2 separate regions of the Mus musculus genome follow, and region 2 is linked to region 1. A link is a contact called in ENCODE Hi-C or POLR2A ChIA-PET data. All regions are on one chromosome and are shown on one strand. Each heading gives the region's core, a stretch centred on a gene start or an enhancer-like site at or near the end of the contact. The rest is flanking DNA. Distances are from core to core; before and after follow the strand shown. Region 1 holds the start of Rab3d (RAB3D, member RAS oncogene family). Region 2 holds the start of Ccdc151 (coiled-coil domain containing 151).

What was found. A loop is a pair of places that touch in the nucleus more often than their neighbours do. ChIA-PET counts read pairs that join two places held with the same protein, here RNA polymerase II (POLR2A).
Region 2: a loop to region 1 is called in a map of regulatory T cell, with 2.1 times the contacts of the local background. The contact joins the promoter of Ccdc151 here to the promoter of Rab3d in region 1. A Hi-C loop is called at or near these places in 1 of 37 maps with a recorded cell type or tissue (regulatory T cell). POLR2A ChIA-PET finds 5 or more read pairs at or near these places in 2 of 5 experiments (Patski and embryonic stem cell).

Annotation. Positions count from the first base shown.
Region 1 is chr9:21,912,635-21,919,639 of GRCm38, forward strand. It overlaps Rab3d (RAB3D, member RAS oncogene family), which reads right to left and starts at 5,549. Exons shown (of 5, transcript NM_001324531.1): 1 at 5,388-5,549; 2 at 3,071-3,309; 3 at 2,229-2,347; 4 at 2,011-2,135. The coding sequence starts at 3,298.
Region 2 is chr9:21,997,181-22,004,286 of GRCm38, forward strand. Ccdc151 (coiled-coil domain containing 151) reads right to left here and starts at 5,454. Exons shown (of 13, transcript NM_029939.3): 1 at 5,066-5,454; 2 at 865-986; 3 at 706-783. The coding sequence starts at 5,294. Prkcsh (protein kinase C substrate 80K-H) reads left to right here and starts at 5,808. Exons shown (of 18, transcript NM_008925.2): 1 at 5,808-5,908; 2 at 6,219-6,357; 3 at 6,497-6,613. The coding sequence starts at 6,279.

The DNA of each region.
Region 1 (7,005 bases), core at 4,299-6,798:
GTGAATATTATGGGGTGCATGAACTCAGCTCTTACATGCCTGGTGAAATCTGTGCTGCTCTACTATCTCCTCAGGGAAATTTGGTGTTTTATTATCAATGTGCCAACCTCCCCTCACACTTCTTATTACTTCTGTTTGTTGGACTTCTCTTTTTGTTATGGTTTTGTTTGTTTGTTTGTTTGTTTTTTGTTTTTTTGGGGGGAGGGTTAGAGACAGGGTTTCTCTGTATAACCCTGGCTGTCCTGGAACTCACTTTGTAGACCAGGCTGGCCTCAAACTCAGAAATCCGCTTGCCTCTGTCTCCTGAGTGCTGGGACTAAAGGCATGTGCCACTACGTGCCCGGCGTGCTCTTTTCTTTTGAAGAGAGTCTCACTATTATAGCTTTGCCAGATCTAGAACTTGCAATGCAACCCAGGTCGGCCTTGAACCTATGCCTTCTAAGTGTCTTTTCTTTGGTTCTAACAGGGTCTCATGGAGCCCTGTGTAGCCTGGAACTCATTATGTGTTTAGGCTGACTTTGAACCTGATCCTCCTGCCTCTGCCTCTGCTTCCTGGATGAGAGGCATATACCACAATACCTTGTTGTGTGTGTTACTGGAGATGGAATCCTAAGGCCTCATGCATACTAGGTGAGCATGCTACCAACTGAGCTATACCCTACAACAGTTTGGGATTCTTGTTTATTAATTTATTTTAATTTTTAAGATTTATTTTATGCATATGTATGTGTGCCTGACTGCATATATGTGCAAACAGTTGTTAGTTGTCACATAGGTGCTGGGAATCAAACTTAGGTCCTTTGCAATAAAAGGAAATATTCTTAACTGCCTAGCCATCTCTCCAGCCCTTGTTTGTCTGCTTAAGAGAATGTTTCATTATGTATCCCGAGGTGAAGGTTACCTGCAATTTGGTTGCAAGTTCCTGAAGCATTTAGGTATAATTTAGGTGAGAGCCACTACACGTGGATCTTCACAGGGAATCTTACAACAAATCGATATCCTGCATGAAGGGGAAGCCTGCAGTTCCAGCAATCTGGGAGGTTAAGACAGAGGGGTCAGGAGTTCACAGTTCAGTGTGGCTAGTGAGACTGTCCAAACAAACAAACAATGACAAGCCTAGGTTGGTGGTGTTGCTCAGTGGTAGGGTGTCTGTTTAATGTGAAGGCAGCCCCGGGTTCAGCTCCCCAGACCAAACCAAACCAAACTAACCCAACCAACCAACCAACCAACCAAACAAACAAACAAACAAACAAAAAACCAGAATCACTTCACTCCAGTTCCAGAATGCATAGAAGATAGGTAGTAGATGCTGGGCATGTAAGTACAAGCCTTTAATCCCAGCATTTGGGAGGCAGAGGCAAGTGGGTCCCTTGTGATGTTGAGGCTAGCCTTGCCTACATAACTGAGTTCCATGCCAATATAAAACAGTGAGACCCTGTCTCAAAACAACAACAAAAACAAAAACTATGGCATGTTAATATCTGTTATAGAAGTTAAAAAGAAAAATAAGAGGTCTCCAAGGTCAAACAGCTAGGTTCCCAGGAAGGGGTATATATCCCCCAAAACACAGCTTATATATGGGTATGTCTATGGGCTATCTTGGAGTATGTGTTTGGTGTATGTGCACATCTGTGTGCAGGTATATGAGTCTCTACTGGAGGCACACTCCATTGAGACAGGGTCTCTCACTGTACCTAAAGCTACCAGGGCAGCCAGCAAGTACCAGTGATTCTCATCCCAGTCCTCCACAGTGCAGGGGTTACAGGCATGGAGGTGTGCGTGTGCATGTGTGTGCTCGAGAGTGTGTGTGTGTTTTATGCTGGTGCTGGGGACTCTAAACCAGAGCCTCATGTTTGTACAACAGAAGCATTCTTACTCCCTTACTCACTAAGCCATCTCCCTAGCCCCAACACATTGGTATCCCTCTGCCCCGAGATCCTCATGTAACCACTGTGGGACTGGGATTCAAGGGTGAAGACAGGGTATGGAGCTAGGAGGTTGGGCACTAACCAAGATCATCGGCGAGCCTCCGGCCATCCTCAGCAGGTACGACCCGTTCGTCTTCCAGGTCACACTTGTTCCCCACGAGGATTACCTGGGCATTGTCCCAGGAATAGGTTTTGATCTGCGTAGCCCTGGAGAGTTGTAGACATTGAGAGTGAGGTTAGGATCGGGAGGGGGAGAATGAAAGCCCACGCGTGGCATGTCAGTGGTTGGCCAGTGCTTACCAGTCCTGCACCGCGGTGAAGGACTCCTGGTTGGCGATGTCATACATGAGCAGGAAACCCATAGCTCCGCGATAGTAGGCCGTGGTGATTGTCCGGTAGCGCTCCTGGCCTGCTGTGTCCTGGGCAAACAGCAGTCAGTCAGCTAGGTAGGGGCCACCTGCTCCCCACCTGACTCTGCGGGACCCTGAAAGGGACACAGGTCTACTCTTGCGGCCCAATCTGATAGGAGAAGAGTGGTGTTCCCTTCACAGGCCTAGTGTGACAGAGAGGTATGGCCCTGCCCTCACAGTCCAATCTGATTGGAGGAATACTGGTGTTCCCTCATGGCCCAGTCTGATGCGCATTGCCGGCCGTGTAGCACCAGCCCCCGTGTCCCATCTTGAAAACTCAGTTCTGACTCAGCTCTTCCCTGGACGGACTCCACTGTGCAGGGCTGTCCCTCATCTATGAGCTTCCTAACCTGGTTTCCGAGAACCCATGTAACAGTCACAAAGAAGAGCCATCTGGGCCTCGGGCCATCATCTTGATCTGCTTCTGGTCCCTTTGTCACCGTAATGATATCAACAACCGGACTAGGGACAGGATGTAGCACTGAGCCTGGCAGCCCCATGGGAGTCAAGATGGTTCCCAAATGATACCTCACTAGTCACTGATACTTCCAAGAAGTACCTTCTGTCCACCTTGTGCCTCCCCAGGATGCTCTGGGGAGGTATGCTCCCACACCCTGGTGGACTTCCCTCAGGGATAAAAGACGCCTCCCGGCCCCAAGCTGTTCTGTGTGTGTGTGTGCTGGGGTTTTCTACTGACTGCCCTCCCACTCCCCACATGACTACTCAGCCCACCCAAATCTGCAGCTTGATCCTCTTGTCATGTCGGTAGACCGTCTTGACCTTGAAGTCGATGCCCACTGTGCTCACGAAGGCAGGGGTGAAGGAGTCATCGGCATAGCGGAACAGGAAGGATGTCTTGCCCACGCTGCTGTTCCCGATCAAGAGCAGTTTGAACATGTAGTCAAAGTTCTGGTCAGCAGCGTCTCTTGGGCTGGCAGGGGGCTCACTAGCGGATGCCATCTCAGTGGGATCTGCTTGGAGGGGAGACCAGAAATCCTGATGTCAAAGAGGGGACTCCTGTAAGAGGGCAGCTTCCGTAAGGGTGAGTCTATGGGTCCATTGGTTTCAAGAATCACATCTTCCGACACGTGGATCTGGGATCAAACGCAGGTCATCAGGCTGGGCAGCAAGTGCCTTTTCCTGCAAAGCCATCCCCTAGCCCTAGTTTTAAAGTTTTATTTATTTTTATTTATTTATTGAGACAAGGTCTCACTCTGGAGTAAGACTAAGGCTGCATATGTGACTGGTGTATGGGGTTGACAGGGACGTGGCTCCACCTCGGGGCTGTAGTTAGAGGCAGCTGTAAACTGCCTGACCTGGGCTCTGAGAATCTAAGTCAGGTTGTCTGAAAGAACTGCTCTTAGCAGCTGAGCCATCTCTCTACTCCTTCTCATTTTTTCCACTTTTATTCTTTAAGGAAAGATCTCAGGTAGCTCAGGCTGACCTCAAACTCCCCATGTGGTGGATCCCTGCCTCTGGAGCTGTGGATTACAGGTGTGCACCACTGTGCCCTTCTTAATGATCCTTGTGGTATTCATCAACAAACTTCTGCTGAGTCTCTGCACCAGGCATGGGTCTCTGAAGAGACACAGCTGTGCATAAGAAAGAAACACCACAGTGAGAGGGCTGTGGTTGCTATTTAATCTTTACACAAAGGTGAGGCTGAGGGCTGGGGAGTAGAGCACTCACCTGCGTTTTCAGCCCCAGCACCCAGCAAACCAGGTGTGATGTGCACACCTGTAATTTCAGCACTACAGAGTGGAAACAGAGTACCAGGCGTTCAAAGCCATCCTGCGTTACATTGGAAGTTCCTTACCAAACTGGGGTGGGTTATATGAGAACTTGTCTCAGAAAGAAAGGAAGGGAGGAAGGAAGGAAGGAAGGAAAAAAGAAAGAGAGAGGGACAGAGAGAGAGAAAGAGAAAAAGGAAAGAAATATGGAACCTTTATAGTGGAAGGTTCAGATCTTCTCCCTTCAGGTGCAGGACCAGGTAACAGGTGAAAACTCAGGGCCAGTTGGGGCTGGGGGGCCGTGGTGGTGAGGAAGTTGCACGGGCTGCAAGCTGGACTTTGCCCAGTGCAAGCAGCTGGTATGGCCAGGTGTGTAGGTGTGTGTGTGACTGCCAGCTAGACAGAGCCCCTTCCATCAAGGCTTGGATGTTGAATTTAGCTGGTGCTTGCCTCTGGGGTGCTGTCCTGTCCTCTCCAAATCCACTGTAACCCTTTCCCTGTCTCCCAGGGTGAGGGTAATTTCTATATATATAACATAAGGTTTAAAGGCCCAGTTAGGCTCCCAAGTGGGTATCTACCATTTTATTTGTCAAAGGGGCCGGGCCTGGCTCCCTCTTGGCCAAAGCTGACTCACCCCAGCCATGGTCCACAAAGACAGGACTGAAAGTCATCAAATCCAAGAGAATTATCCTAGCCACTTAATGACTGCAAAACCCACCACCCCATATCCTCCTGTTTATATCTTCCCACACTCCAGCATTCTGTTTTATCCAAATCTAGGGTGTTCTTCCAAGCTCTCCCCCACCCCCGCCCCCACTTTGCTTTCTCCAGCTGTCTAGCTTAGAGCTGCTCTCCGAAGCCCAAGCAAAAGTATTTCTCAATGGCCTTCGGTGTTTTCTGTTTCTCTACTCCGTGCATTTCTAAGGAGAACGCAGCCAACCCCACCCTGTGTTCCGGGAGAACGGGTTTGAGGCGTCCGTCGGGCAGGGCCTCCAGGCTGGCCCCCGCCCCACCACGGCTTCTCTTCTGGGCCATCTAGGGGTCCCCTAGCCCTCAAGGTTGGCACCCGAACAGTCACTGCACTGCGTGCACCAGCAAGTGCCTCCCCCATCACCATATGGCGCCGTCGCTCGGCCCCAAGCTGGGCTTCTCGCCCACCCCGCCACCGTTCGCAGAGCTTGCCGGGTGCGGGGAACCCAGAAGAGCCAGCAGCACTGACAGGGGGTGCGGGACCCAGGCTCGCGCGGACCCCAGTTCAACCCTGTCATAGTGCACGCGCGTATCAGCGGGTTGGCAGGTGCACTCGCTCCTGGGCTCACCTCGGGTCCCGCCTTGCACACCAGGATCCGCCCACGAAGTTGCTACGGCCCCGCACAGGGCTGCGACCCTCGCCCCACAGCTGCCGGCGCTGCCAACACTGACACCCGGATCCCGCGCCGGCTCCGCCCAGGCGGAGGGGGCGAGGCCGCAGAAGACTAGGCGAGGTGAGCGGGTGGGGCCTAGAAGGGGCGGGGCGCCTTGAGAGTTGGCGCCCGGCGGTGGGCGTGGTCTTACGGGTGTGGGCGCCGCCAACGGAGCCAGGAGATGGGCGTGGCCTGTCGGAGGCTTGGACGCCACAAAAGTCCTAGCTGAGTGGGCGAGCCTTGCAGGCGGAGGTGGGGTCTGGCAGGGGCGGGGCCACCTCAAGAGGCGTCAGAGGTGGGCAGGGAGTTGAGAGGATGGGACCTGGTAGTATGGTAGGAGAGGGGTGGTAGGGATCTGGGAGTGCAAGTCTGTGGTCCTGAGCTAGAGCCCAGAGGAGCGGGAAGAGGCATTAAGTCCCATCAGAGCCTCTCTTTCCTAACTAGAGGTAGAAAACATTTTCTATGCATTCTGTGTTAACAGGAAAACCTCAGCAGCTGAGTTCTATTCCCATCTCCCCTTTCTAGGACTGTGACTCCTGACATATTTAACCTCTCTCAACCTCAATGTTTCCCTCTGTCGAGTGGTTCATAACAAGATTAGTGTAACCATAGTTTTATTCCTTTTACTTTTGGGGGCTGGAGAGATGTCTCAGCGGTTAAAATCACTTGTTCTTGTTGAGGATATGAGTTTGAGTCTCAGGACTCACATGGTGTCTAATAACTCCAGTTCCAGGAGACCTGACCCTTCTTACTTCATCAAACTGCAAGAGCCCACGTGGTGCAGACAAAACACTCATGTAAAATAAAATTTAAAATTCTAAAAATTAAAATTTTTTTGTTTGTTTTCCAGGCTTGCCTCAAACTCCTTAAGTACCAAGAGTAAATGTGAACTGATTCCCCTGGCTCCACCTCCCAAGGTCTGGGATTGAAGGTGTACAAAGCCATGCTGCTTTACACGGTGCTAGGGATGGAGCCCAAGGCTTCTTATATAGAGAGTGGTTACTCTATCTCCCCAGTGCTGGCCTGAATCCTAGGCATAATCCCCGTTCCACGTGGGAGGAGTCTGGCTCTAAAGGGTGCTAGATTCTTCTGTTCAACATGCCTAAGGGCTCTTGGAGTTAAAACATGTTTTAGAAATAAGGAAACTGGGGCTGGAGAGATGGCTCAGCAGTTAAGAGCACTGACTGTTCTTCCAGAGGTCCTGAGTTCAAATCTCAGGAACCACATGGTGGCTCACAACCATCTGTGATGGGATCTGATGCCCTCTTCTGGTGTGCCTGAAGACAGCTACAGTGTATTCATATATATAAATAAGGAAACTGAGGATCAAAGAAAAGTAGATATTTGCCAGAGTCCACACAGCAAGATTTCGAATTCAGTTGCTACTAAGCCTGATATGAGGGTTTCAGGGACCAACAGAGTAGAAGGAGAACCAATTCCCACAAGTTGTCCTCTGATCTCCACATGCAATAAACAAAAGAATAAATAAATGTAAAAAATCAAACAGAGCCGGGTGTGGTGGCACATGCCTTTA
Region 2 (7,106 bases), core at 4,204-6,703, 84 kb after region 1:
TGTGTTTCCATATTTAATATTTAATTATGTGTATGTGCAAATGTGTGCATTGTCCTCAGAGGACAGAGCCATTAGATGAGGAGCTAGAGTTATATCCAGGCATGAGCAGCCTCAAGTGGGTGCTTGAAATCTAACTTGGGTTCTCTGCAAGAGCAATATGCTCTATTAACTCCTGAACCATCTCTCCTGACTGAGAGCCCCTACAAGTCTGGTCTTCAGGTCTTGCTAGGAAGCCTGGGCTGCAGAGTGAATTCCTGCTCCTCTTGCCTAGGCCTCTCTGTACTGAGAATGGAGGCCCGCAACCCTCCACACAACACCTGCCAGTCTTCCACTAGGACACACCTTTTCTGGTTTATCACCGCAAGGTCACCAACATTAACACTACAGGTTTACATCTAATAAAGATTTTACTGATGGATCAATACGATGGCTCAGTGGGTAAAAGTGCTTGCCTCTAAGCCTGATGGTTGGAGCTCACTCACCAAAGCTCACGTGGTAGGGGAGAACCAACTCCCAAAAGTTGTTGTTTGACCTCCACATATGTTCTGAGGCACCTGAGACCGCATATATGAAAATAAACATTAATTTTTTTCATTGAGTGAATAAATGATCAGCAGCTGATAAGGAGAAAACCTAGAGAGACAGCTCAGGGAAGCTGAAAGTCCAGTGTGGAGGAAATGGCGGGATGGTGATGGCCGGGCTAACCTCACAAGTCCTGTTCTTCAAGAACGGTTTCTCTGACTTCCATTCCTGAATGATTGCTTGAATCACTTTCGAGTCTCCCTGCCAAGGAGAGAAGCCCAGTCACTTCCTCAGGTCACTTGTTTGCTGCCCCAAACCCTGCCATTCACCTGTGCACCTCACCTGCAGCAGGTCTTTGAGCTGCACGTGGAGAGCCTTGGTCTCCTCCTGAAGCTGGTTGATGGTGTCTTGGTTCTTCTTCATGTTCCATTGGGAGCTCTCATAAAAGGCCTTCCGGTCACCCTCTGCGGCAGACAGAGGTCACTGTCACTAGGTAGGTGGGTGGCACTTCCCAGAGAGAAGATCTACTTGGTAGTGGTGGTGTTTTTGTTTGTTTGTTTGTTTGTTTGTATATTTTAGTTTTGTTTTGAGATAGGGTTCCATGTAGCCTGGGCTGGCCACACACTTGTCATATAGCCAAGGCTGGGTATTGCTCCCCATCCCTCTGCCTCCCAAGAGCTGGGATTGCAGCTGTGCACCTGTCAGATTACATCCAAGTCATGCAGAGCTGGGATTGGAGTGTGCCAGACAAGCACCCTGCTAGCTGAGCTACAGACCCAGACTCTTACAGAAGAGGAGCGGGAGGAGGGGGAGGAAGAGAAGGAGGATGAGGAGTGGAAAAAGAGCAGTGTGTTTGTGTGAGAGCATCCACACATGTATGGGGTGGGGGTGGGGCATACACCCATCACTTGGAGACCAGAATGACATTGGTGTTCTAGCCCATTCTTTTATCTTTTTTACAGATTCTATTTCGGAGGTTGGAGAGACATGGCTCAGCAGTTAAGATCCAGGGCTCTTCCTACAGAGGATCCGACTTCAGTTCCTAGCATCCAACTGAGTGGCTTACAGCTGCCTATACCTCGTTTCCAGGGGATCAGACTTCCTCGTCTGGGTTCCTTGGACACATACACTTCTATGCATAGACCCACACACAGATGGACAAATGTTATATACATTATTAAAACAAAGTAATATACATTGTTAAAATTTAAGATCTTAAACTAAGTGTGTGTGTGCATGTGTATGGGGGCTGAAAACTGCACTTGGGTCCTCTGTAAGAACAGTATCTTCCCTGCTGACTCATCTCTCTGGTCTCCCACCCATTCCTTTTGGAGGTGGGGGTCTCTCTGTGACTTTGGGGCTGGAACATCTGCTAGGCTGAAAGTCAAGAAGTCCCAGTGAAGCTCCGTTCTCTACCCGGCCAGCAGCTGAGGTCACCGGCACTTACAGGCACACCCAGCTGCTTCTGTGCTCACACTGAAATTCTGCTCTGCAGGATTTTGAAGCAAGTGCTCACAATTGTGTACTCTCATCTCTCCACCACCATCACCCTCTTTGGTCTTGCTTTTCTCAGAGAAAGTCTCTTATAGCCTAGGCTGGTATGGAACTCACTTTTGTAGCCTAGGCTAGCCTTGAACTTTTTTTTTAAATTAAAATATTTATTTATTATTATATCTAAGAACACTGTAGCTGTCTTCAGATGCACCAGAAGAGGGTGTCAGATCTCATTACGGATGGTTGTGAGCCACCATGTGGTTGCTGGGATTTGAACTCAGGACCTTCAGAAGAGCAGTCAGTGCTCTTAACCACTGAGCCATCTCACCAGCCCTAGCCTTGAACTCTTGATCTTTCTGTCTCCAAGTCCCAAGTGTTGAGATGCTAGGTGTGCCCCACCATTCCTGGTACTCAAACTCTTTTGCAATCCATCTTTTGCTTGGTTTCCTTAAATAGGGTCTCAGTACGTAGCTCAGGCTACCTGGGTCCTCCTGCCTCAGCCTCAGTCTCAGCCTCCTGGTATACACCACAAAGCCAGTGTAATGGTCCCTGACTGTTGAGAGAGGGTACACATGGGATGAATTCTGATGCCCTAAGGCATAGTAGAATAATAACAGCAGAAAACATCTCATGTGTTTCCAAATAGCTATACAAAGGATTATATGCCCCACACAATAATATCAGTGATGTCTGATGATGACAACGCCAATTACCACAATCTAGTTATGATACAGTGTTCTATAATACAACTCTGCATCCCATAAACATGTATAAGTATTCCACATCAATCAAAAACCTTATGAGCTAAATAGATGTGGTGGGTCACTTAGCAGGCAAAGGCAGGCAGATCTCTGTGAGTTGGAGGCTAGCCAGGGCTATACAATAAGATCCTGTCTCAGAAAACAAAAGATAAACAAACAAAAAGCAAAAATCAGGGACCGGAGAAATGGCTCAGTAGTTAAGAGGCCAGCTTTACCAGAGGTTGATTCCCAGCACCCACAAGGCAGTTCACAATGGTCTGTAACTTCATTTCCAGGGGATCTGATACTCTTTTCCTACCTTCAAAGGCACCAGGAACACACATGGTACACAGACATACATTTAGGCAAAACATTCACACGCATAAGATAAAAAAGTATTTTTTTAAAAGAGCAAACCCATATAGTGACGGCTGTAGATCATGCCTCGTCTGTATGAGGCCCTGAGTGTGATCTTGAGCAATGAGCAGAACAAAATGAATAAGCAATCCGGTGTGGAGGCGCGACTTCAGCCTCAACACTCAGAAGACCTTGGCAGGCAGGTTTCTAAATTCAAGGCCAGCCAAGCCTACAAATCAAGTTCCAGGGCAGCCAAGGCTACCTTCAGAGACCTTGTCTCCAAACAAACAAACAGAACCAACAACATTGTCTCTCCAGCCCCTAACTTTCTTTTATTATGGGATAAAAATATCAATCTCTAGCATCCTATAAATCAGGTAGCATGCTTGATCATACCTTTTTCTCTTAGCATGAGAAAGGTAAAGGCAGGAGGATCAGAAATTCAAGGTCCCAGGAGACTAAACTCAGGTCATCAGGCTTGGTAGCAATGTCCTCATTTGATGAGACATCTTGCCGACCTACATTTCCTTGTTCTTTCCTCTCTTTCCTCTCTTTCTTTTTTTTCAGACAGAGTCTTACTCTGTAGCCCAGGTTAGCTTTTAACTCACTAGATACTCAATACTGTCCTCAAACGAATGCCAATCATCCAACCGTAGCCTCCCAAGTGTTCAATACAGACATGGGCCACCATGTCTAATTTACAGTATTTTTATTTTTTATGTATTTATTTATTTTCATTTTTTTTTTGAGACAGGGTTTCTCTTTGTAGCCCTAGCTGTCCTGGAACTCACTCTATAGACAAGGTTGGCCTTGAACTCAGAGATCTGCCTGCCTCTGCCTCCTGCATGCTGAGTACTGAGAAAAAAGACGTATGTCACCACTATCAGGTTTAAGATTTCTTCTTAATAATATGAGCAAAATCACAGTAGGCTTTTCCAAACTGTGGCATAAGCAATATTTGGTCTTGATAATTCTTTGCTGTGGGGGCTGTATTAGGCCTAATAACATGTAAAGCCTTCTCCTCGCCTATGCCTAATAAACTGGAGTAGTACCCTCCTGCATTCAGCAAAATGATAAAAAAGTCTGCAGACATTGCTAAATAGTCTCTGGGAAGGGCAGCATTATCTCCTCCCCCTCCAGGGAAGCCACTAGTTTTTACTTTCTACTACTTAACAATGCACTATATGAGCATTTTATGAATGTCAAGTACTACCTGTGCAGTTACTATGCCCATTTTACAGGTGGAAAAACTGAGTACAATTAGATGACTCTAAGTTCCCCAAGATCAAACAACTTTTATGCAGAGCAAGGATTCAGACCCCAGAGAAACAAACTCTCTTTGGGCTGAAGATATAACTCAGCAAAGTGCTTGAGTAGCATGAATAGAGCCCTGGGTTCCAGCCTCAGCACCGCATGATGCCCGCATGGTGGCACATGCCAATCACCCAAAAAGGTGGAGCTAGGTCTCCTTTGAGTTCAAGCTAGCCTGGGCCACATGAGGCTAACTCTCAAAAATAATTTAATAAATAAATAAAATTTGGGTGGGAGGGATAATGGCTCAGTGGTTAAGGACATTTGCTGCTCCTGCAGAGCGAGGAAGGTTGTTAGTCTCAAGCACCCACATTGGTCAGCTCATAAACACCTGTAACTCTAGCTCCAAGGGATCCAATGCCTTCTCCTGGCATCTGAGAGTACTGCACTCTGCCCACAGAAACGCAAAACAGAACAATAAATAAAGAAAAACAAACTCTAGAATCTGTGCTTTTCACTCACCCATATGCACATTAGAAGAGGTAATAGTACAAAGAAATGGGAAAGAAAGATAAGATTTGAGTGTTTGTTTCAAGTTGGTCACATAGACTCGTGCTGGAGAAACACATAGCGCCTACTCAGAAGACCTGGTGGGCACGGTTGATCCCGGATCCTTCGGTGCAGTCTGCAGCCATACTTACCTAACAGTTGGATTTTTCTTTGTAACTCAAGCACCTGTGCGTGCACAGAAGACTTCATTGCATGGAAGGAGGTTGCTGACTTGGGATGATGTGCAGGCCAGGCCTGTGCCCGGCCCATAGACTTGCTTCGGTGAACCTTACTGCCTTTGGCTTTGGAAGAGGGCGCTGGAGCTTGCTCCGGGCTAGTCACCGTGGTGGTCGCGGCTGCCCAGCACAGGGGGGACGTCATGGTGATCGGGTTAAGGTCGGGAAGCCTCTAAGGGGTAGGAGAATAACTACAAGTTGGCCTCTATAATCCAGGATCCTAAACGCTGGTTCCCTAGGCTCTGGGAATGCACTTCTGCTAACTGCCTGGCTGCGGGCCTCTTAGCATCTCCCGGTTGCTAAGTAACTTCCTCCCCCCGCCCACGTTCCCAAGGAAACCGCCCGCGTTACACTCCACTGCTCTTATTGGCTGACTCGGTTCGGAGGGGCGGTCCCACAAAGAGGCCCAGCGAAAGAGAGGCGCGAGCGTAGCGGTCACGTGACGCCTGCGTGTTCGCTGGCAGTGGCCAGTAACCCGCCACTCCCAAGATGGAGGCACGTTACGCCGCCATTAAGCGCTACACTTCCGATCTGTTCTAAGGTTAGGTCTTCATGTTCCTACTCAAGATGGCCGCCTCAGCGCCCGCACACGCACTCTTGCCACTCCTAACATGGCGTCCCGGAGTTGCCGTTCGCCAAGAGGGATGAGCAAAACGGAAGTGACGTATCCGGAGCGTTCCGTTCTCTTATTCTACTGCAGGAACCGTGGCTGCTGAGCTAACCTGGTGTGGTGGCTATTGACCTTTGCCTCTACCTCGCGTAGGTGATGAAGTAGCGATGGGAGGAAGGCACCCTAGTTTCTTATAGGTTGCAGCAGGGTGGGTGGTGTGGAGGGATCGTAAATCCTTTGAACCTTTGGCGGGAGTTGCCCATTTCACCTCTTTACCGAGAGACCTATGGTTTTGAGTTCACTTTGAGACTCTTCCACTGGCTCGGGGCGGAGAGACGCCCCTTGCCCTTGCACTTCCAACTCCGATTGTGCCCTCCTTTTCCGGAAGCAGTGGTGAGGCCGGTCTTGGGTAAGCTGCCTTCTCCCAATGATTAGATGCTTCTTCATTCTTTCCTACAGTGAGAGGCCATCGCGTATCTTCCTGCCGCATAACACACTTCCGGTCTCGGCCCGGACGGGATGCTGCTGCTGCTGCTACTACTACTACCCCTCTGTTGGGCTGTAGAAGTTAAGAGACCCCGGGGCGTTTCCCTCAGCAGTGAGTCTCTTCTTTGTGCATCGGGAGGGGCGTTTCAGCCTTTTTCCTCCGTTTCCCGTAGCATTTCAGCTGGTGAGTGAGTGGGACAGAGGTAATATTTATTTAAGATCTGAGCAGAGCTTCTTGTTTCCCTCACCAGACCATCACTTCTATGAAGAATCTAAACCTTTCACCTGTTTGGACGGCACAGCCACCATCCCATTCGATCAGGTGAACGACGACTACTGCGACTGTAAGGACGGTTCAGATGAGCCTGGTGAGCGTTTGCATTTGCCCATCGCCCATTAAATGAGCCTGCTAAGCGCAGATGCCCCAAAGAACTTGGATCTCACTCTCCTGTTGCTTCCTGCTCAGTGAGCAGAAGCAGGCACAGAAACAAGATCCCTGTTGGCTTGGATTAGCTGAGGGGCAGTGTTTGTAGGTGCCAGTCCTGGTTTCCATTCCCTATCAAAGGAACAAATGTCCAGGTGTATGACCAAGTCAGCAAATGTCATTGCAGGAACCATGAATGGCATTCAGGAGGAGGTGAGGTTTCGAGTCAGGAAGAGCCAACAGAAGACCCTCTCAGAAGTGGGAGGAGGAGGGAAACTGAATGGCCTTCTAGGGATTGATGAAGGCAAAGAGGAGTGGAGGGGAGTTGCCTGGCCTTTTTGAAGGGCCTCCGGAGAAGCTGGGGAATACTGGAGGATTGTGTTGCTGGCCCCTGAAGATACAGTTTCTTCTTGGTTGTGCTTTAGTTTATTTTTGTT